Linked DNA regions of Mus musculus: all the other regions are linked to region 3. The links are chromatin loops, found by intact Hi-C in ENCODE. Cell type or tissue: heart. All regions are shown on one strand. Links, peaks and the distances in the headings refer to the core of each region. The heading gives the core; the rest is flanking DNA.

Evidence for each region. Hi-C counts contacts between places; a loop is a spot of excess contacts. Peaks named below come from ENCODE experiments on the same cell type or tissue, not always from the same donor. Only the 100,000 strongest peaks of a DNase experiment are listed, where the experiment ranks them.
Region 1: it touches region 3 in a loop (10-fold over the local background); 3 of 42 quality-filtered maps call a loop at or near these places.
Region 2: it touches region 3 in a loop (2.7-fold over the local background); 4 of 42 quality-filtered maps call a loop at or near these places.

The regions. Positions count from the first base shown.
Region 1 is chrX:97,373,079-97,380,942 of GRCm38, reverse strand. It overlaps Eda2r (ectodysplasin A2 receptor), which reads left to right and starts at 3,734. Exons shown (of 7, transcript NM_001161433.1): 1 at 3,734-3,842. In heart, for the core only: no CTCF peak of the experiment used is centred there; DNase peaks (open chromatin) are centred at 3,572 and 4,412; H3K4me3 peaks cover 889 bases; H3K27ac peaks cover 803 bases.
Region 2 is chrX:97,070,963-97,078,826 of GRCm38, reverse strand. Pgr15l (G protein-coupled receptor 15-like) reads right to left here and starts at 6,231. Exons shown (of 5, transcript NM_001033361.3): 1 at 6,053-6,231; 2 at 2,424-2,913; 3 at 2,095-2,220; 4 at 1,578-1,711; 5 at 1-1,172. The coding sequence starts at 2,813. The coding sequence ends at 452. In heart, for the core only: no CTCF peak of the experiment used is centred there; no DNase peak of the experiment used is centred there; H3K4me3 peaks cover 222 bases; H3K27me3 peaks cover 1,031 bases.
Region 3 is chrX:97,427,230-97,435,093 of GRCm38, reverse strand. No RefSeq gene overlaps it. Among named protein-coding and RNA genes, the nearest start is that of Eda2r, 54 kb to the right of the region's middle. In heart, for the core only: a CTCF peak has its summit at 3,500; no DNase peak of the experiment used is centred there; H3K4me3 peaks cover 356 bases.

The sequences.
Region 1 (7,864 bases), core at 2,244-6,243, 55 kb after region 3:
GAAATATCATTTTGAGACAAAATGAAATGCTTACATGTGATAGAAGCATGATCTTGAGGAAGGAGAGGTCACTTCTCTTTTATTCTTGAAAATGAAGTAGTCTGTTCAGTGTTTTAGAGTAGCATTTGAGTCTTGACTAAGAGGAATGAGCTTGAAATAGTTATTTTTGGCAAATGGAAAGAAACATGGTATAGGATGAGAGAATACACTAATTAACTATGCTAGAACTTAGCTGAAGTTTGAAAAAAAAATCACATGAATAAAAGTAACTTTTTTTTTTATATCCTAGACTTCTAATCTAGAAGTCCCAAGCCATTCAGTGAGACAGCTGTGGACAAACTTATTTACACATATTACATATGCTGAATAACAGACAGAAGAAACTGATTGTGTATGTCATGGATGTTGCTTGACATACTAGAAACCAAAGGGTCAATTCTATGGCTTTCATTTCCACTCTTTAGATCTTACAGACTGAAAGAGCTTTCAAACAACTGAATAGCCCCTTTTTTATTATAATAAGTCACTCTAACTATCTTTTACCCTTGAATTAGAAGCTAGTCTGGCTTCTTGGAGAATTCAGTAAAACTAATATTCCTAAGTGGCATGAGGAATATCTGAAAGTTGACATTAGAGAGCCATCTCTGTGTGCGGTCCAAGAAGAACCTATTTTCAGCCATATACATTCATGGGGTGACGGGACCTGACTATTCTCCAGTTAGGTATGTAAGGTAGGTTCTAACAATGATGTATAATCAGAGAAGCTAGGATTATACTCTTTGTTCTCATGAAATAACTTCCATGATGGGGGAGCCCAAAGAAATGAAGTGACCCAACTCAGTTTCCATTGCCCATGGGACTCAAATAGATTCCATATAGAGAAAATATTTGAGAGCTTTACTCTGACTCAGTGCCATACTCTACCTAGGGTACTTGGAGCTAGTACTGAGGAAAAGCTCTTTCACTTGAGTCCAAAATGCAGGGGCAATTCCATTAGCTTATATTAGGGTATTCTTGGTACTCTTTCTGAAAACATTTGAATGGGGAACTAGAAGAAGTGATGTAGTCATAATAATGACTGGGAATAGGGCCATGATGTTGGCTGTTGAAGAAATGTTTAAGCTGTAAAACCACAAGTCCAAAGATGAGTTCTTAGCATTCCAAGTATTAGGAGAAATAAACCAAAGATACTAAAATGTTGAGCATATTGATAAAATGCAATAGTAGATTAGATCAGAGATATATGGTAGGTGATGGTTCTCAGATGGGAGTTGAGTAAATTATAAAGTATTATAAATCACAATCAATACATGTGGCTTTTTACTATGAATAAGCACACTAACAGAATGGTTGAATTTACTAATATTTTAAAAGGGCCAATCTGGCTGCTATGCTGATAAATGACTAGAATTGGGAAATTACAAAAAGAAGGAGAACACATAGCTACAGTTGAAGTAATGGTTCTGAATTATGAAATTTAGAATGAATTTTAGAGACAGAAAATGCTAGTGAAATATATGCGAGGTTATAAAAAAAGTAAGGATTATTCTGTTATTTCTGATCTCATAAGTTGTTAGAATACATACATTAATTGATAAAATGTGTTAAAGAATGGTTGTCAAGTTCTCGGTGAAGATCAACAATTATTCTACTATTAGACAAATTATGGGATGGGGCAGAGTTGCTTAGAGATATTTTCCAAATAATATGACAATAACTTAAAGACTGAAGTTTTTTTTTTTTTTTTTTGTTTTTTGCAACCTTCCTTTCATGTTTCTTCCAGACATCATGGAGTACTAGGATTCACTTTGGCAAAAAATTTGTATAGTAAATCTTACCTCAAAAGATGGTTGTTAGTGACCAAATAGCACAAATTACATGATTGATTTGTTTTAATTTAAATCTGAAGTGTCTCCCAAGGGCCCATTTGCCCACAGCTTGGACAGTAACCCATGGTGCTACTAGAGCTTTTAAGAAGTGAGGTCTAGTGGGAACTATATTGGTAAGTGGGACTCTACCTTTTGAAAAAGAGAGTGAGACCCATATCATTTGAAAGGTTTCTCTTTTGAATTCTGGCCATTATGTAAATAGCTTTGTGCCACTGACTTATAATAAGCTAAATTACCACAGACCAAACAACAACAACAAAACAGGGGCAACCATCCATGGACTGAAAGCTCCAATACTATGAGTCCAAGCAAGCCTGTCTTTTTCACAAGTTGATCATTGTATAGAATCTGGGTAACAGAGATGAGCAGCTGATGTTGCTTTTGTCTACCATCTAGACTTTTGTTGTAAAATTCATTGTCTGAAACTCAGATGCAACTATATCAAATGGGAATGCTGATAGAAAACCAGTCTCAGCCTTACATTGGTGATACTAACTTTGAATCTGTGTGTTATCAGAAACACTATGTGACTATATGTGTACATTGGCATGTGAGAAGCACCACTTTTAGAATTTCAAGACCATCAAGGCTAAAAACCTTTTAAAATTTCAAATACAGAAAGCAAGACTGAGAGACATCATATGAGGTCGAGTATCCTAATCCTCAAACCAGCATTCTTTTTACTACAATGGAGTCTCAAATCTCAGTTAGCTTAGACATTCTTGTTTGTAGAAGATAGAGGAAAATCAGAGAGCTCCTGTTTTAGAAAAAAATGCCATCTCTGGGAGAAGAGGCAGATTCTTCTTCTATTAGTCACCCCTTGTCCCTACTCAGGACAAAATTAGCTATGTAGGTTAGGAATTTTCAGTTTATTCTCAGAGATAATGTCAGATGACCCCAAAGTATATGAATGTATGTATGTATTCATGTATGTATGTATGAATATTTGTATGCATGTATGTATTTATATTCAAAATACACATGTATATCACTAAATTCTACTCATTATTCTAATCCAATTCTGCTGTTTTCCTCCAAAGGTTTTCAGCCTTTGAGACTTGATTCTTAATTCCTGTTCATGCACTGCTCAGGCCAGATGAGGTTCCAGAGTTTTCTCAAGGCACATTGTTTGGTTCTCTCCTCTACACCTTGTCTCAAGCTTCCATTTCTTCCTATTTACAATGTGTTCCAGGACATCCCCCACTTCTGTCTGTCAAGTGAGACTTTAAGAAAGTGTCATTGTTGGAAGAGCATATATATATAGTGTCTGTATGTGTGTACCATAATAGGTATGTGTAGCAAGAGACCCAGAGACCCAACCGAAGTCAAAGGATGGCTTAAATTCAGAGTGAAGTATAGGATTCAGTTTTTCTTCATTTTTAGTAGTCTTTCCCAAGCTTCATATTTTCTGTTAAAACTCTTAAACTTCTGAAGGTATTAATATAAAAATGCAAAGCCAGAGCCAGAAAGTAGCTTCTCCTCGTGTCTGAGAATCCTTACTTTTTCAACTTTTGGCTTTCTCTGGAACCCCAAGCCTGCTAAATCATGTACATGAACTTTAAAAACTTAAAAAAAAAAAAAAAAGCTGCATTTTGCTAGCTGCCTCCTCCCTTCCTCCCCACAGATTAGGCTAGATCTAACTTTGGGCCCTTCCCTCCCTAGACCCAGCTTCAGTTCCTGGAGCTTTAGTAACTATTGCCAGACTTGTGACTTGGCCGGTGTTTACCCGCCAGACTCACACTGTCCTTTCAGGGGCGGGGTTTATTTGCATAACCACTCCCAGACTTATAAAATGGTCCAATAGCTGTCCTGCATTCCTTACAGGGGAGGGGACGGGGATAGGCATAACATGAAAGAAATAGAGGATGGATTTGATCTGTTGTTGCTACACGTGGAAGTGAAATGACTCCAGCAGAACCTTGGTTGCAACGGATTCCACCTATTGTGAGAGCGGTATGCCATCTGGGGGCTGAGGGGCGGCTGTTGGGCTGGGTGTCTGCTCTGTACTCGAATGCTTTTGTTCAAAGAATCCCATTGTAAGATCCATCCATTTGATCTTGACAGAGTAAGTGTGGGAACATCCTTCGTGTGGTAAATCACTTGGAACCTGTGGCACCTAGGGACGGAAATAGAGGACCAGAGAACTATATCAGATGTCCCTCTAAGAGTGCTACAAAGTCAGCATGACTTGTGGGGGGAGAAGGGATTCTGTGGCTCTCAGTCATTCTATCCGTTTGTGCCCTGACAGCATTCTCCTAGATGTCAGAAACGCTGTTATCCCTACAGCTTTGAGTAGTCAGTTCCTGCCTGTGCAGGTTCGAACTGGGGCCAGATGGCCGCTGGGAATATGCCCGGACTTGTCCAACAACCCTGTGCATCTGGGATCCAGAGATAAGGAAGAGAAGGAGCCTGGGAGTTAGCTCTTGGAGAGGAGGAGGGAACAGATTGGACAAGCAGAGCATCCTGTGGAAAGCTGAACTAGCCCACCCACGTGGTGCCTGGGCAAGTCCGGGCCTGTGTAAAAAGCAATTTGGCACTGTGTATGGGGGCTTTCAGTCCAGCCTCGTCACCAGTGCGACTGAGTTTCATTTGATCACTTGCTGCTGGAAGCCGAGCCCGGGACAGTGATATTTTGATCCGGCCTCACCCCAAACACTGGCCAAGGCCCAGACAGCTGCAAGAACTGGCAGGGTGAAAGGAGAAGGGACCTGCCAGAGACTAGGCTGGGAAAACAGGCTGTAAGATCTCATTTTGACAGGTTTTGGCAGCGCTGGCCAATTTCATCTAGGGCAGTAAGAGGTAGTAAATTGTGGAACTCGCTGTCCAGGTAAAGTTTCTGTCCCCCTTGACTCACCATACCTTTCATCCAACCTATGATGCATACTGAATATTTGCCCTCTATCACCAAGTTTGAAGTACTAAGCCATATAGAGGCTGTTCTCCCTGGAGCCTTAAGAGACTCATCCTGAGTGTAGGACGACAACCAATACTGCACAAGATGAGCTTTAAACATACAAGCAAAACTCTCTGAAGTTGTCATTGTAAGGACCATATCAACTAGAGCTAGAGAAAGACAGATATGGGTTTGCTTGTTTTTGTCTGTTTGCTTGCTTGTTTGTATGTTTTTGGACACCTTTTGAGTGTTTGATTTTTCACCAGAGGTACTGAGGGAAGATTTGTCTCAGGTTTCTTTGGGACCTGATACAATCCCATGTAGATAAGGCTGGATTGAATGATACTTATTAGCTGAGGAGGATTTTAATTTCCGACCTCCCTGCCTCTAACTCCTAATGCTTTACATATAGGTCTGTGTTCATTATGCCCAGCTGACTGTGGTTCAATCCTAACACCTTTGCCTGCTAGAGAGCAAAAGTATTTCTATTCAGATCTCATTCCACCATATAGTGACTGTGTGACCTTGGAGAAAAGGAATATTTCTCCCTCTCTGAGCTTCATTTTACTACAAGCAGCAGTTGAGTTAATAATAGTACCAACATCATCGAGTTATTGTGAGAATGAACTGAAATAATCCATGTAAAATACTTGAACACGCTTAGCACAGTGCAAAATAAGCACTCAATAAATGTTAGCCGTGATTATTTAAGATAGATTATGTAGCACAGATAGGATTTCAACAGGTGGAATAAGGAGAGAAGACATTTTAAATAGAGAAAACATAGGTAATGGCCTGACAGCAAGGAACTCAGAGCACAGAGCCTGAGAAAGGAGCAATAGTTATATTGGATGTTTTAGTATAATTAGGGAAAAGTACAAGTTAGATTGATGAGAAAAAAACACAAGACTGGATGCTTGAGGTTCTGTTTATTAGACAGAATCATAGAGCTGCTGTGAGTTTCTTTTTCCCCATTCATTCATTCATTCACTTTACATCCCAATTGCTGCTGAATTGAAGAAAAAGTCAGATCTATACTTCAGGTAAATGTGAATAAACTGGGCTTGAGTAGGAAAAATGCAAAGTGGACAAATCAAAAGTACACAAAGCCCTGGACCTGACGTGGTGGCTATGAGAAGAGAAAGGAGACAACGTAATGTGTAGATCAAGTCATATAAACTTTGTTCAGAAATTGGAAGTTGATGATTTGCATGGAGTTTAAGAATGGAAAGATGGAGGGTCTCTCTAAGGGTTAGGTTATACTTTGAAAGAGCTCCTAATTTTATCCCTTCTCTCTGGGTAGAGTTAAAGACAGATGTTTTTAAATCTTGGGTAGACTTACCTGCTGTTTGGAATCCTAAATGCATTGTGTGCTCAGCATTTTCTTGCTGCATTAGTATTCACTGGTTGTATACAACAAAGAGATGTTTCTTCTGTCCACCTATGGAATCATGAGTAAGCCTGGAAATTAAAATTTCCTCATGCTTCTGTTTTCCTGAAAAATGGGAAATAACTCCCACTTATTGAAAGGATTAAAAATGGTAATCCCTGTAAAAGACCTAGCCCAATGCTTGATGAATACCAGGCTTTTGTGAGTCATATGTTTCTTTTTACAACAACTGACTTCACCTTTAAACATCCATCTCATCTCTGACTGTACATTTCTAGAGGAAAAGTCTTCATTGTTCTCTGAAAGAACCCATCATCTGGGGTGGGCAGGTGGGGGAATCCTGGCCTGTTGGAAGTTCTTTCCTTTGTCTGGCTGCATTCATTATGTCTCTGACTTGTATTCAGATGTTCTAATAGAGTTTGCTGGGGTTACTTACAGCAACTGGCCTCTCCTTTCTAAAAGTTCAGAGATCTGGAAATAAGAGACCAAATTTCCTTCACATTTTGTTCTCTGGTAAAAGAGCTGGTTTCTTCCATTTCTTGGCTGGCTTGATATTAAATAAATGTGAGTCTGAGGTTTTGAATTATACAAAAGTTAAGTGGTAATACCTTCAGAGAGATGGCAGTCACTGCAAAAAAAAAAAAAAAAAAAAAAAAACAAAACACCAAAACAAAACAAAAAACAAAAACAAAACCCATGATGGGATAATGTGACAAGATTCTTTATAATGTATTATTTCCTTCAATTGTTTAATTGCACCATTTCTTCGTAGAGAGTGTATAAAGAAAATGAAACCTACTCAAGATTGTTTGGTCTGTATGTGTCTGAGTCATAACTTTAAGCCACATTTTTCATCTAATTCACTTTTTTTCTTCATTTTCTACAGCTGTTTGTATATAAAATGATGGCCAGGTAGGCTAATTCTGACACTAGAGAGGAAGATAATCATTTAATTGTCCTGTACCAGTTATTATGTCTTTGAAATCTTTCAGTAAGAGAAACCAGGGAGAAAAATAACTAGACCCAAGAGAAAAACAAAGAGTAACTCCGTGTAAAAACCTCCGCAAGGCCATATAGCCTTTCTTTACATAGATGGCTGCCTGATCTATTCCCTGCAGTGAAGTCCTTATTCAGAGCTGAAGCCTGTGAACCAGAGGCTAGTTTTTCACCGTTTCCTTTAGAAAACGGGCTCCACCTGTATATTCTCCCCTAAGGTTCTTAATGGGAAGAGTACTGGCCAGTTTTATCATCATTCTTTACACTAGACAGACTCTTAACAAATAAATATGAGAGATGCAAGGATCGCTCTAGTCTGCCTTAGATTAGAATTAACTATATATATATATATATATATATATATATATATATATTTGGTGTTTTTCTAGACCTGTTCTCTTATAGATGATGATAATTTTTTTGTTTTTTGTTTTTTGTTTTTTTTCATTCCAGTGTGGCTTTCTCTCTTTTGACTAAGTTCTAACAGAATTTGGAGCTTCACAAACAATTATCAACTGAGTGGTTAGTGACTAGCCATTCACCCTGGAGAAGCTAAAGCTACTCTATATAAGTGTCCCTGAGAGACAACAACCCACACTGAAAAAGTGAAGTGGTTTCCATGTAGTGAATGATGGAATCAAACAGTAAAATGTCATTATTTCCAGGAGGTTGTTAGTCACTATTGTGACTAAGCCA
Region 2 (7,864 bases), core at 2,244-6,243, 360 kb after region 3:
AAGCAAAGGAAGGTGTACCTATTGGCAGAGAGGGGCTACCACGTAGTCTTCCTAGTGACTCTTTTACACTGATATCTTTCAACCACGGTTCCTCCATCTTATTTTCTCTACTAGTGATAATCACATGTCAAAACTGGAGGCAACAAAAGAATCTTATTCAGGAAATCTAGCTTTCATAAATACATCTGCGAAGTAAGTAAGGTACGTGAGTCAACAAATTCCTTCAGGGTATGGCACAGTCAGTTTTCTCGAGTATGGCACAGCAGATTAATCAATTAGAGCTCTGCTGCCAGACCTACAAATCAAGACCATAAATGGATTTGTGAGGCTGCACATGATATTGAAACACGGTCCTCAGCATCTAAGTTAAAGGTTGTCCCATCTCTGACTGAATTGTCTGTGCCAAGGTACTCATTAAGTAAGATTCCAGTGGATCAGGTGGTTGCCCAACTTAGTGACTGCTAGTCTGCATGTGGATACAAAAGTAAGTATCCCGAGTTGAAGGCCCTGGTTCTTCATCTAGAGTGGGATCTGGATCTTCCCATTCTCCTTGGACAGAGACCTGGGAATTATCCCCTGTAGCCAAACTGGGATCTTCAAAAACCTGGGGCTCTGGGACAGCCAGGGGAACTCGTAGCAGTGAAGATGTCTGGAGCTCCCTAAGCTCATGACTCTCCTGTGGTTTTATTTGCTGAACCTGGGAGTTACTACACACAAACAGTGATTGCATCCTGAAAGATGATATAGATCTTAGTTTGGCACGGAAGCTCCTGTTGAGCCAACAGTATATGAAAGGATTGTAGCAGGTGCTGCTCATTGCAAACCAGTGAAAGGCATAGAAAAGCACACTGTCATTTTCTACACCTGCACTGGAAATAAGAACCACATAGAAGTTAAGTGGAAACCAACAAACTGCAAAGACCAATACAATAAGTATCAACATCCGGATGCTCTTCTTGCGCTTCTGGTAGTGTGCCATGAGTTGACGAGCAGATGCATCACCAATAGCATTTTGAATCCACAACCTCTTTCCTAGGTGAGAGTAGGTTACAACAATCACCAGAAGTGGCAGGATATACAACAAGATAAATGTCCCGAGGTCCACATACTTTGAAACCAGTATGCTGGGTCCAGGAAAAGAAGGGAGGCAGTAGCTCCTGGTATCACCATCCCTGGAGGAAAGAATAGAAATTAAGATAACAAGATTAGCTGAATGAACACCTGAACACGTCTAGTAGCTACTTTGCAGAATATGTCCATATAAAATCCCAGACCCTTGAAGCTTTAGGTCTCAATTTCTTAAATTTTAAAATTAAGGGGGTTAACTAAAATGTTATCTCTTGCAGGTATAGTCTAGATATAGGATAAACTGAAGACAACCAGATGCTTCATTGCCAGTTATCTTGACTGTCCATCCTCTTGGCTTAACTAACACATTGGAATTAGAAAATGGTACCATATCTTCTATTCAGAAAAACGGGGAAGTGATGAAAGAGAAGTTAAGACCATTACAAATGTGAACTTCCTGGGAATCTCTAGAAAGAAAAAGGTGAAATTATCCATTATGTCTGACTTACATGTTGACGAGAGTGAACAGATTTTGGTAAATCGCATGAGGCAGAGCAAGGAACACTGCAATACTCCAGATCATGGCAACAACAAATAGGCATTGGGAGTGGGTTAGCCTTGGTTTCATTGGGTGCAGAATTACCTACAAAAGAGAAGCAACAGCCTTCCTGAATCAGTCCAGGTCAGCTTGTTTGCATAATCAAACACAAGTTAATAATTTTCTGCTTGGATTACAGGATTTACTTGTACTATTAATTTATCTTATTCCAATATAAGCCCAGATGTATTAAAGTAGTTTCGGGGGAAAAGAGAGAAGGCATAAAACACACATATATAATCTCAAATCTCTGAAATTCTAAATGGTCTCCAGTTGTAAGAGTATGTATGACAGTGGGGGAAAATTTTCTGAAAACATTCTATTCTCAAAGATGTTTCTACCCTGTAGATTTCTATAAGATGTCTAAACTTCCTGGCCATTTCTCACTTCCTGCACTTTTATTCAGAACTGTCCTCAAGTTGTCTTACCCGGTGCCGGTCCATAGCAACTGCCATCAGTGTAAGAGTTGAAACATGGAGGGAGCAGTACTGGGCAAACCGACTGACATGGCACATGATCCTACCGAAAACCCACTGTCCACTCAGAAAACGAGCCTAGGGTAAGAAATCAATAAAACAAGGAAGGAGAATAGGTTAATTATTAAAATATTGCTCTTAAGCATTACAGAGAAGCCAGAGGCTAGAATAAAGGCCCCGGGCATGCATATTCCTGTTTGTTTTCTAAGTTCCATCACCCACCCCTAAATGGAGCAGCTTCTTTCTTAAGTGTTGAAACCAACTCTATATAAATCACTCACCAGAGCAAATGGACTGTTGAGCAGGATTATCAAAATGTCAGATATTGCCAGATTGAAGATGAGAAGGCCTGTTGATTTCTTGATTTCCTTGTGCTTGACAAAAACTTGGCATACCAGGGAGTTGCCAAAGAGAGATATCACTATGATGACAGCGTATGCAAATGTCAGCACAATCTTTGCCATGATGTGGGGATTGCCCCCCAGCCATCTCCTGACTGATCCTGTTGGCCCTCCCCATTCTGCACTGGAGATATTGGTTCCATTCTGGGTTGTGTGATTGCAGCTTTGATCCTCTATTGATGGAACCCAACTGATATTTTCTCCGAGCCAATCAATGGCACTTTCCATTTGTGACAGGAAAGGAGACACTCCCTTGAAGGAAGTGTTCATTTTTGTTTGGGGAAAATTAAGCAGGTCTCAAGGGACCATAAAGGATATAGAAACTGAAGTCCTTTTCCAAATCCTTGCAAACAGAAACTCCTGGTTCCACCTAAAATGGGAAGAATCAAGCACATTAGCATTGTATAGAACATTGGGTCCAACATAAAAGCCAGGAGCCAGGTCTCCACTTTTAGTTTTTATTAGGAGCTAGCAGGCTTGCTAATCAGCCCATTTTGATATGATAGAATCCTGTGAAGCCAATTATATCACACATGCAGAATGATAACTGTACCAGCTTGTATTCTTACCATGATATTATATAAATACTGCCTGTAACAGTCGCTGCCTTCTAATAGATATTCCATTAATTAATTGTTTAGTAATTAATGCTTAGTCTTGGGTTATAGAGGTCTATCAGGATAGGTATACTGTATTATTTCCATAGAGTTATAGGATTATGGAAGTCTAACCTTTATACCTTGCTTTGTGGAGAATTTTATATAAATAAAATGATCAAGTAAGAAGAAATGTACTTCTAAATAGGTGGTTAGACTCTAACTGTAGAGGCTATCACCTATTTATTAAAGGACGAGGGAAGTAATGAGTATGTTTGCAAACATGTAAAAGGGTAGGATGTCAGAGACTGTAAACTTAAAAGCAAGACTTTTGTTCTCATTTTCATACTACCCTTGTCACTAAATAACAGTATGGCTGTGCAAATAACTGACTGACAAATTTCATCGCATATTTCTAAATTTTAAAACAACCCTCAAAATGTTTTCAACATAAAGAAATGGTAAATTTGTGAGGTGAAATCTATTCCAATACCACACAGTCCAATTCTTTCTCACTGCAATCATTTGTCAAAATGTAATAATACATACCACAAATATGCATACTCATTGTGTTAACCAAAAATAAAACTACACACTTAAAAGTTATTTTTCCTTGGTTTCTCTAATAATCTAATGGAGATGCTCTATGCTTCATAAGCTGATGCAGAAGATTAAATTAGTATGAATGAATGAATGAATATGTATACTATTCAAACAACTTCTTCATGGTAGAAAATTCTCCATGTTTCCTTCTGTTTGAATCAATCTTCATTGTTGTTTTTAAGTGAATAAGTTCCAGTTAAAAGAGAGAAAATGACATTTTTCCAGTGTGTATGGGGGTGGGTGGGTGTTTTTTTGTGTGTGTGGTTTTGTTTTTAGTTCATGTCCATAGGGGGTTGTACATTGATATTTGTTTTTTATATGTTTTGTATAACTGATTTAATTTAGAAAGTTATGTTCTGTTGCTTATGTAAACTCATATGTAGCATGATTATATTGCCATAACGAAGACTTTTATAGTGTGCATTTTCTAAACAAGACCTGAGTGTGTGTTTGGTGGTATGTTTGCATGCTATGTAATTATGTGATAAGTTTCTCTGCTGTGCATGCACTTGTATAGCATGTTTTTTTTTTTCTGAGTGTGTCTTGTATATGTTTGTGTAGAACAGATAATGTAGTGCTGTTTGTGATATTGGCTATAATGGGGAGGAGTCACAGATTTTCTTTTTTTTTTTTTTTCTCTTCTTCCCACCTCTTTCTAGCTCCTTCTCCATATCACAAAATCTATTATGGAAAATTTTGGATGTAGCTGAGTGACACTTAGGATGCCTGAAAAACTGGGTTCCATCCTAAACACTCCACAATTGCATCACAAATATTTTAATCAGCCTCCCCCCCCCCCACCACCACACACACTTGTTATTCCTGAACTGGTAATGCAGAAGAATCACAGGTTTGAGGACAGCCTGGGCTGTAATAACCAGTTCCAAGTGGAGATGTATAGTGTTAGCCTGTCTCAAAAATGTTTGTGCTATGGGGAAAACAAGGAGAATCCTTACACTATCCTTTGGGATCCATTTTGACCATATAGAGTTCCGAAATTGCTCTTCTGACTTGGGGCTGTCAGGCTGTATGTAGTGCATGGCTCTGAGCAAGGGGTGACTCAACATAGCATCTAAATAAGCCAGGTTTTGAGCCTTAAGGTTTGAGCTTCTGCCCCTCCCTTTGTTGCAAGGGAATATGAGGGGAGGGGGAGGGAGCTCCAAGCCGTTTCTGGAATTTTCTAAACCATCAATTGGGGAAGGGATTAAAAACTCAAAACTACTCTCCAGCAAGACTTCCTTTTAGTCAAACGGTCAGAAGGGGGCAGTGGAGAGGAATATGTAATTTCATTCATAGCCCCTTCCCCAAATTTTAGGAGGGCGGTGCTTTAAGGAAACACGTCATCTTGAGACCTCAGCCTTGCGAGGGTGGTTGCTATTGGTGACCACCCCTCAACCTCCAGCAACACCCTGGAGACTGAGATCCTAGAGTTCTAATTACAGAGATTTGTTCTTTACTGCCTTGCTGGTAAAAAGGCTGACGAACACTGATTCCTCTCTACCTTAGGCTGGCGTCCCCTCCCCAGTTATGAAGCAAATGATTCCAGCGGGGAAGGGTTCCTGTGGGACGAGAGACATAGCCCTTTGCAGCCCACTTTCTCCCCGGAGAGCAAGATAGGGAGGAGTGTGAGGGGGTCTGGGAATGGAATGCATACCCTGAATCTCTAAAACTAGCAGCTGGCTTTCCAAGTCGTGAGGTCAAGCTTACAGTTTGTTTGTACTTTGACGCGCAAGAAATCACCACTACCATCACCCCCTCCTCCACCACCACCACCACAGTAACAACAACAACAACAACAAAAACAAAAACAGCATTTTCTCATTATAGAAGTGCGACAGTGTGGGGGCTAAAACACCTAGAAGCCTGAGAATGGGGTGGGATGTAGTAAATATAAAGGAGCGCTTTCAAACAGGCTTTGGAGCAGATATTCTCACTTTTCAGGAGTGCCAGGATCCCTGATGATAAGAATAGATAAAACAGGAGGGAATTTCTAGGGATTCACCCAGAGCTCTTAAGAATTCTGCATTTTGCGCTTGCAGATAACCTGTGGAATAAATGCATCCTGCAAAAAAATACAGGATGAGGAATCTGGGGTGTGGGCACCTGGTGGACTTGGGGCTTCCATGTCCCCAAACCTTTCTATTTCATGGGCAGTCTGACTTGATCTACCCATTTCCCTGTTTACCTGTTGTCAGTTGCAGGGACAGCAGCTCAACCCCACATATCTCCAGCCTTTCCTATGAATGAGAGAGAGAGAGAGAGAGAGAGAGAGAGAGAGAGAGAGAGAGAGAGAGAGAGAGAGAGACTTACCTTAGAATCCGGAGACGGACTGGAAATCCAGGAGTCTACCAGCCTCAGTCTGCTGGTCAGGCAGAAGAGAGCTGAAGACGGACTAGCGGACTAGCCGCCTAGCCGCCTGGCCTGTCCGTCCAGGTCTGTGCCCACTTCAGAGCCTGAGGTGTCTCTGGCTCTGCGCACCACAGCCAACTGCCGCAGGCAGAGTCGTGCGCACTCCCCCGCGTCAGTGGGACTGGGTAGTGACCCTAAGCAATAGGGGGCGGGGCCCCGCGAGGACTGGCAGAGCTTTGCGCGAGACTTTGCCTGTACCACGAGATGCTGTCTAGGTCCGCAACACACAGGGTGGGGGAAATGAGGGGGGCACAGGTGGCCTTTGCAGATAAATCAGAGCTAGTTGATTTTTTCCACACTCCTACTGTGTAACTGAGGCTCTCGTCTTCACTGTTAAGACACGGACACTTTGGGGGCTAGACCAGATGGTGCATCTAAGTTTCGGGGTTGGTTGCTGCGGATGGGGTACATTACTGTTTTTAAAAAATAAAAAATAAATAAAAAATTAAAAAAAAAAACTCACTCATCTAAATACTCTCAGTATATCAACCAGAATGTAATTAACATACACCTCTCTGCTCATGTTCTTTCATTCCAAATTTCCTGTTACCCACCTATGCAAGGTAACTTGGTAGTTAGATTTAAGAAAAAAAACCAAAAACAAAACAACAACAACAACAAAAAACCTCCATGAAGCCATAACCAAGCGAACAGGATGGAGCTTTCGCGAACTGCAGAGGCTTGGAATCTGGAGGCGGAAGGTGGCAGGTGAATGAGAAAATGAAACAGTTAGGGAAAAGGCATCTTTAGAAAGCTGCCTTAGAGTATACTTAGGGTGGTGCCAAACAACGTATGTGACATAAGAACTATGCATGAGCTTTTGCAAAACCATTGTGGTGAGTATTTTCCACGGATCCATTTTTCCCCCTTAGGAGAAGGAAAGCAGAGGGGGAAAATAAAAGGAAGATGAGAAGATAGAAACAGGAGTTTCCTGGCATAAAATTCCCAGGTCACTTTAGAAAACATTATTCGAACCACTTGTGGTTCAGCTATTTTATTTCTAGAAAATTCTTTTCTGCCCTCATTTTGGGCTCTCTCTCTCTCTCTCTCTCTCTCTCTCTCTCTCTCTCTCTCTCTGTGTGTGTGTGTGTGTGTGTGTGTGTGTGTGTGTGTGTGTGTGTGTGTACAGGTAGAGAAAATCGCCTCACACTGTACTTTTAATTCACAGATTGGATTCCTCATTTCCTCCATGATCTCTCTTCTGAATTTTCTCAAAGGAATATATAAGTAATCAGAGAGCTCTTCGATGCAATGACTCACTGAGTCTCTGTGAGTAAAACAGAGGTGCCCTTAATCTTTTCACATCTGATTTTCACTCAGTAATATGCAAATTCTCTGGATTTCTATAAAGCTCAGTTTTTTTTTCAGGTAGTGCAAAAATCCCATTTTGTATTTCTTTTATAACATATTTCCTACCAAAGAGTTTAGAAGTAACTCCATCATCAAAATCACTAAATATCTCCCCTCAAAGATAAAGATTTCTAAAATCTTTCTCGAATATACTTGACTTCCTTTGGACACTTCAGGAAAGCCCCACTCCTCACATTTCTAGGAGTTTGTGTGACAGACTTCCTCTCCCAGTTACTTCTAGCTTTTAACAAAATGAAAAATTTCAGCATAGGAACACCTCATAATTTTTCCTCAGTCTTTTACCAGAAGCTATTAAAAACATTTCCATTTGGATATGAATATTTACCAAGAAAATAAAAGTGT
Region 3 (7,864 bases), core at 1,859-5,858:
TGGGGTTGTACATTAGGTTCCATGATTTTTCTCCCCTGAACTTTTATTTTCATTAATTTTAGTATTTCTACCAAAGAATAACTTTTTTAGAAATCAATTCAACAAAGAATGAATAGCTGTCTTCCTTTTATTTAGAGCCTTCGAAAATCTAACAAGAAGTATAATACATTGTTCTTTAAAAAAAATGAAGTCAACATAAAATTAAGGAACCATATTCTAGCATAAAGGAAAGCAATATGAAAGACATATTAAAATAAGTGATAGTCATGATAAAGGGCCATACTCTGAACCACGAAAAGAAAAATGAAAAGAAAAAATACAAATTTAATTTAATTTTGAAAATTAAAAGTATAGGGGTGTGTTTTCAAATCCACAGTTCTGTCACCTAATGTCTGTGCATCCTTGAATACCACTCATTCCTTCTGTCTGAGTTCTTCATGACTGCAGTAATTATTGGAAGTCATTCCTATAGACATAAGAGTTGTACTTCATAACAAATAATAGCACTACCATTTATTAACCTTGTATGAAACAGGCAACTGATAGTAATTTTATGACTTATAGTCCACAGAAGGGGGCAGTATAACATCGTAAATAAATGTGAGCTCAAAGAATTGCATGATCTTGGTATAGGCAATTTGGAAAGATAATGGTGATCAAGAAGCGTCAGACAGCAGCCATAAGAAACAATTGATGGCTACAATGCTCCAGATTTTTTTTTAAAATAATGACTGCTTTTAAATATATTTGTTTTGTTTTGCTTTATTTCTTTATCTAAGAAAGCAGATGGATTTCCTACCAACTTTATCTAGGAAGAGAGCTGATATTATTTAAAAATAAGAGGGCAAGAGGGTTGATATTATTTAGAAAATAACAATAAATTACATTTGCATGCTGTTTGCCTGACATCAAAATTTAAGCTTTTGACTGAAATAATCTCATTTAGTCTTAGTATTGGCCTCAGTGTGACTGCCTATGTTTAAAAGTGAGAAAATTAAGGATCAGAAAGGTGAAATCGCTTGTCCAAAGTCGCACTGCTAGAAAGTATTACAATGGGAGAACTGAAGGCATTAATCTGAAAGTTAATAACAAAATTAAACGAAAATGAACTACAAGTGTATGGCTCCTGGATCAGACTTTTTATTGTTAATTCAACCTTTTCCTTTTGCCAGCTATAGGATGGAAGTGAAGTTACATGAATTCACTGTTTCTTGTTGTTGTTTTACTAAATTCAAATTGTTCTTGTAGTCCAGTAAAATAGATGTAATCATACATATATTGGCTGAATACTGGAAGGAGGCAATAAAGTAAATTTTGTAAATATGGAAATGACTGTCTCTAAAATACACTCTGCCCAATAAATGTTATCTAACTAAGCTGATTAAAAAGAGCAAAGTTACAAAAAAAACCCAAACTAACAAACAAAAACATTGTTCAAAGTGGGCATGATGGTATATCCTTATAATCCTAGTACTTAGGAGGTGCAGGCAGGAAGATCAGCAGATGAAGGTCAACTTTGGCTGCATATTGAGTCCAAGAGCCTAGACTACATAATAACTTGTCTCACAAAAGCTAAAACTGTAAAAGAAAAAAAACAGAAGTGTAAGATTTATGTATTTGAGACTGCCAGAGAACTAATTCAAAAAGGGAGACTATAACGTTGCAAAACAAAATAGAGAAATGAAATAGTATCATGATATTGACAAGAAAACCCAGAAATATATATTTTAAGGCACAGTTTATCCACATTTAGTTCTAAGTATGATATTTTAACTAGTTATGCTATTAACCAAGTTATTTAACCGTCGATTACTTCATTGTCTCTTAATGTAAATAGATGACTGACTCAAAGAGAACTGTGATAGTTAAATGCATTAGTACACAGAAAATACTTAGAACACAAAGTTTCTTTCGCCCAGGATGAACCCAACTGTTTCTGGTTAGTAGTATTACTGCAGAATCAGGAGGAGAATTCTTTAAACAAGTTTGGCAAGTGTGATCCCAGAACGTGGGAGGTAGAAGCAGGAAGATCATGAGTTTATATAGCTACATAAGAGATTAAGAGAAACCCACTTAACATTTCTTCTAAATGGAACTTTTAATTCTGTCCTTATTACCCCAGGTTTCTTTTTTACTCTGTTTATCTCTTACTTGACTGTTTTGCACACAGAAAAGAGCAAAGGCTGAGAAACAGAAAGCAAACACGTTTGCCTGGAACATTATTCTAATTAAGGTTCTGAGAAAAGAATTGTCTTGATTGTCCTATACATTACCTACAAATAGAAAAGGAAACAATGCTAGCCCTGGTGGTACATGCATGTATTCCCAGTTTTGTGGAGGTTGCAGTAAGAGAATTGTGAGTTCAAGGCCTGCTTAGGCTGCAATAGAGAACTCAAAATCAGTCCACGAAACTTGGAGAGTATTTCTCAAACTAAGCAGTTGTAATTGGTGGGAATATCTCAGTGGAAGAGCATTTATTTGTTGAGCATGTGCAAGGCAATAGGCTCAATCTCTAACATCATAAGAGAAATTTGCTGAGTACATACAAAATGGCATGTAGCACTACAGAAACTGGAGATTTGAACATGTTTTCTTTTCTCTGAGTGCATAGCAGATACTGAGGGAAAAGACAACAAATACATCATCAATAACAAAAGTTGACAATGTTGTTACTTTTTTGTTTTGTTTTGTTTTGTTTGTTTGTTTTTTGGAGACAGGATTTCTCTGTATAGCCCTGGCTGTCCTAGAACTCACTCTCTAGACCACGCTGGCCTTGAACTCAGAAATCCACCTGGCTCTGCCTCCTAAATGCTAGAATTAAAGGCGTGGGCCACCACTGCCTGGCTTGTTACAATGTTTAAAATCTTACCCCTTCTAGATTAGTGCTAGGAGCCATGCTATCTGAGTTGTGTGCTACTTAGAAGAGTGCAGGAATATAGCACATTAAGGAAGAGAACAGACTGTGCAAACAATTAGTGTAAAACAGATGATCTGACTTGTTTCACATGGGCAAGGGGGTCTTTAAGGCTGTCAAATGACAAATAAAACTGTGACTATGCTTCATATCTGACAAAAATTTGATTAGATTTATGGTCAGGTTTTTGATAACAACTTGAGGTTTTTAAATTGGAAAGTAATCGAAAAGAGTACAGAGAAGAGCATGACACCTTAGAATTAGAAGAAAATATCTTAAGCTGGGCCACAAAGGGCTCTGTTTTTGCCCCTCCCCATTTTACGATTTTGAAATCCACCCAAAAATTAATAGTAAAATGAATAACTTGAGGAAGTGCATATTACAGAAATATATACTGTATATGAAGAAAACACAACGTCTGACAGTATATGGTTAGGACCTCAGAGAAATGTGTACTCCAGCGCCCTCTGCTGAATTCTTATGTCTATTTTCCTAAATTCTTGTGACGCAGTTTCGGATTCAAAGCTAAAGTGGCAAGGACCCTGCACCACAGACATAACAGGGTTGCTAGTAACAGCATTGAGGGGATTGGCAAAGACCTTAACCTCTGGTTTGGGTTGGCAGCCCGCAGGAGAGTATAAGCTCATGTTTTTGGACAAGTAGATGTCCGTAAACATTAAGAATAAAGCTGTTGTCATTACAGAGCAGCAGTCCAGCAGGTGGAGATAGAGGGTAACAAGAGGGCCTCAGCTTCTCTGAAATTTCTAGAACTGGACTGCTTTATTAGAGTTTAAGGCTGTGTTCCAAGTTTTCAATGATGGAATTAATCTTTGGAGCTATTTCTTTTATTATTATTTTCTTCAGAGTTTCCAGAATAACCTACACTACAAAGATTTTAGGCAGTGGTGTAGAGAACAGTATATAAACACATACACATGTAAATTTGTGCACTTTTGGGAAGGGAATGTCTTTACCTTTCATTAGATTTTCACAAAGCATTTGTTTGGTAAGTGCTTGCATTAGAAGACAGAACCCTGGGCCATTGATAGGACACTGTAATTGCTTTTCAGAATTCTAGAGCCAAACTCTCTTTGTAATATTTACTAGGCTTGTTCCTAGCTTGAAATCCCAGGCAATGTTCCCAGCTTGTCTCTGACACACCTGCCTCATCCATAAAATGGGCTTACTAGCAGCATTAATGAAATAGCTGATGGAAATGAGTCTAGGCTTCCCCAAGAGTTCAGTAAGCCTTGGCAACATTTTAATACATCATGCTGATATAAAGACTCAAAATCCATTATCTCCTTTGATGTTAAATACAATTGTATGAAACGTGTTTGCACTTAAAGGAATATGAGATAGACAGACTAAATTACTTGAACAAGATCATGCAGTCAAGTTAATGACAAAATGAGACACTAGAAATTTTTTTAAAAAGTACAAAAAACCCTTACCATAATTGACTGCTATAAAATCCTTATATTGATGATTTAAGCCCAAATTCTGATTCTGGATTTCATTTTACAGTTGAAAAATGATATCCCATATGGTACTGTACCCAGTCTTAGCTTAAACATGTGTTACAAGAAGCAAAATATATCTTAGAAGAATCCAGTATATTTACGGAAGAAAACTTCATTACCATGTGCTTTGTAAATACTGAGAATTCTCTTTTTTTTTAGAGCTAAAATTTCTTTTTTAAAATTTTTATTAGATATTTTCTTCATTTACATTTCAAATGCTATCCCAAAAGTCCCCTATATCCTCCCCCCACCCTGCTCCCCAACCCACCCACTCCCACTTCTTCGCCCTGGCATTCCCCTGTACTGGGGCATATACAGTTTGCAAGACCAAGGGGCCTCTCTTCCCAGTGATGGCCGACTAGGCCATCTTCTGCTACATATGCAGCTAGAGACACGAGCTCTGGGGGTACTGGTTAGTTTATATTGTTGTTCCACCTATAGGGTTGCAGATCCCTTTAGCTCCTTGAGTACTTTCTCTAGCTTCTCCACTGGGGGCCCTGTGTTCCATCCTATAGATGACTGTGAGCATCCTTGTATGTATTTGCCAGGCACTAGCATAGCCTCACAGGAGACAGCTATATCAGGGTCCTTTCAGCAAAATCATTCTGGTATATGCAATAGTGTCTGCTTTGGTGGCTTATTATGGAATGGATCAAAATGTACAAAATGCCCTTTTTGAGACTCATTACATAGTCCTTGCTATCCTGGAACTCACTATGTAGATCAGACAGGCCTCAAAAGTACAGAGCTCCACCTGTCTTTGCCTCCTAAGTCCTGGGATTAAATGTATGTACCATCATGCCCAGCCTACAAAATGATTAAGTAAAGCTTTCCTTGATGTTGATCTCTTGCAAGCTTCCCCCTCATCAATTTCTTAGCTTGATCTCCTTTCTTTGTCAACCAACTTAGAAAAAAAATTTTTAGCCAGGGTTTCAAATCTTTCAGTTCTGATTTACCCATTAGTGTTCTTTTTATGCATCTTAGTAGTGTCACTCTCATTGACAAGAACAATAAATGCTACTCAGAATGTGTCTGTCCTAAACCATGCATTATTTTTCACCCTGTTGCCTCTTGAACTCTAAATACCATATCACTTTTATATTTCTTTAGCATCTCTGTCTTTTTCCTCACCCTTTCCTTTTGTGCTGTATTGTCTACTTTATATGCATTGTTGTTCTAGTTATATCCTTAGCCCTCTCTTAGTCTTATGTCACATTGAGTCTCTGGATGACTCACCCCTCACTCAGCTTCAACCAATGCCTGAAGCTAATGGCTAATCACTTTAAGACCACAGTCCAGTCATCTTTCTGTAACTCCAGATTATTACATCCACCAGCCTATCATATATCTCACAAGTACCACCATGCTCTCCTAAAACTAAACTAATCATCACCTGGCTAATACAGATGCAGGTACTCACAGTCAACCATCAGACTCATCTCTGGGATCACAGTGGAATAGCTAGGGGAAGGTCTGAAGGATCTGTAGGGGATTGCAACCATATAGGAAGAACAATATCAACTAACTGGACCACCCAGAGCTCCCAGGCTCTAAACCACTAACCAAAGAGTATACATGGAGGGAGACATGGCTCCAGGTACATAAGTAGCAGAGGATAGCCTAATCTGACATCAAAGGGAGACTAGGCCTATTTTCCTGTGGAGGCTTGATGCCACAGCATAGGGGAATGCTAGAGTGGTGAGGTGGGAATGGGTAAGTGAGTGGAGGAACACCCTCATTGAGGCAATGGGGATGGGAGAGAGGGGAGATGAGATGGAGGTTTGTAGGTGGGTGATGCAGAAGGGGATATAATTTGAAATGTAAATGAATAAAATGACTAATAAAAAATAAATGATATAATTACTGAATTAGCACTAACACATTATTTTCTCCTTTCAATGTTTTATTCCTTTTAAAAATTGAATCTGTAATCTTAAAATTTCCTCTTTTCTTTTCTCCTTACAACATTCTTATGATTCCCCCTTTTGCTCTCTCTCAAATTATAGTCCCTCTGTCTTTAAAGCACACACACACACACAAACATACACACCACATACCATGTTTGTGTTATAATATATTATGTTGTATGTGATATACATGTATATATTATAATATATATGTATGTATATCAGAAATTTCAAAAATATACCTTATTAAGTCTACTTGCTGTTACTTGTATATATATGATTTCAGGGCCCCAATTTATATTGGATAATAAATTAAGGGATTTATCCCTAGAAAGACATTTTTTTCTTGCTCTCAGCATCCTTTAGTTAACGTATAGTTCTTTGTACAGGGGTGGAGAACTATAAGATATCCCCTTTCATGTTAGCATGCTTATTGGTGTTGTAGTTCTTTGAATCTTATTTGGGGAGCCAGATAACTGATATATCATATGTGAAGCTTCCCTATCATTTCTAGGAATCACAATATCATAGCAAATTTCCTGTCTCTCTTGATCTTACACTCTTTCTACCATCTAGTCAAAGATGTTCCCTGAGCCTTATGTAGATGTAGGAGTTGTGTTGTAGCTGTATCAAATGGCTCTGGGTACCATATGATCAGCTGTTTCCTGTATTTTGTGTAATTCTTTTCTGTATTGGTCTCCATAGTTTACAAACAGAAGTATCTTTGAATATGTGTAAGGACTATACATATTTTTGGTATAAGAATAAGTATTCAAAATGCAGTTAGAAATTAGTTTAGAAAAGTGACAGTAAAATGTTTTTATCCAAGATCCATGTCTTCACTAGCCCTGAGTAGTTGGTTATATTTATAATACCAGGCATGATTTGGTTAGTTGATTATATTCATAATACCAGGAATGATTTGCAACTGTTGAATGGCACTTAAGTACAATTACACAGCTGTTGATACCAACAAACCTGGGTGTAGAGTACCACTATTAAACCCTTGGGGATATATCACCATGATGTTTATTGTTGTGATTTGTAGACATCACAGCTCATTAGGACCATTTATTCTTTCTCTTCCTTGGAAGCTTGCACACTATGTTGCAGTACCATAAAAGTTGGTCATTAAGTAGGATGCTTTCAAATCCTATAGAGTCCAGATCCTCCAATCTCTGGGTCCAAAGTGCTTGATGTCTTCAGCAATATAAACTTATGCTCAACCTTTGGGAGGTAACCACAACCAACAGAAATAGCCCATGTGGTTTGGGGAATCTCTTGTGCTGCCTTGACCAAAAAATCAAAAGGGTCTTTCTCACATCATTTGTTAGCTATTCGTTGACTCTTTGGGGAAAAATTGCCAGCCCAAGTGATATAATCTCATTTAACTATATATGTATGTATGTGTACATACATTTATATGTATTATATGCAATTACTTTTCATGATGTTTTCAAGTATACTTAATGCTACTTCCACCCACTCCTTCTGTATTGACATTTGATTAAAATCTCCCT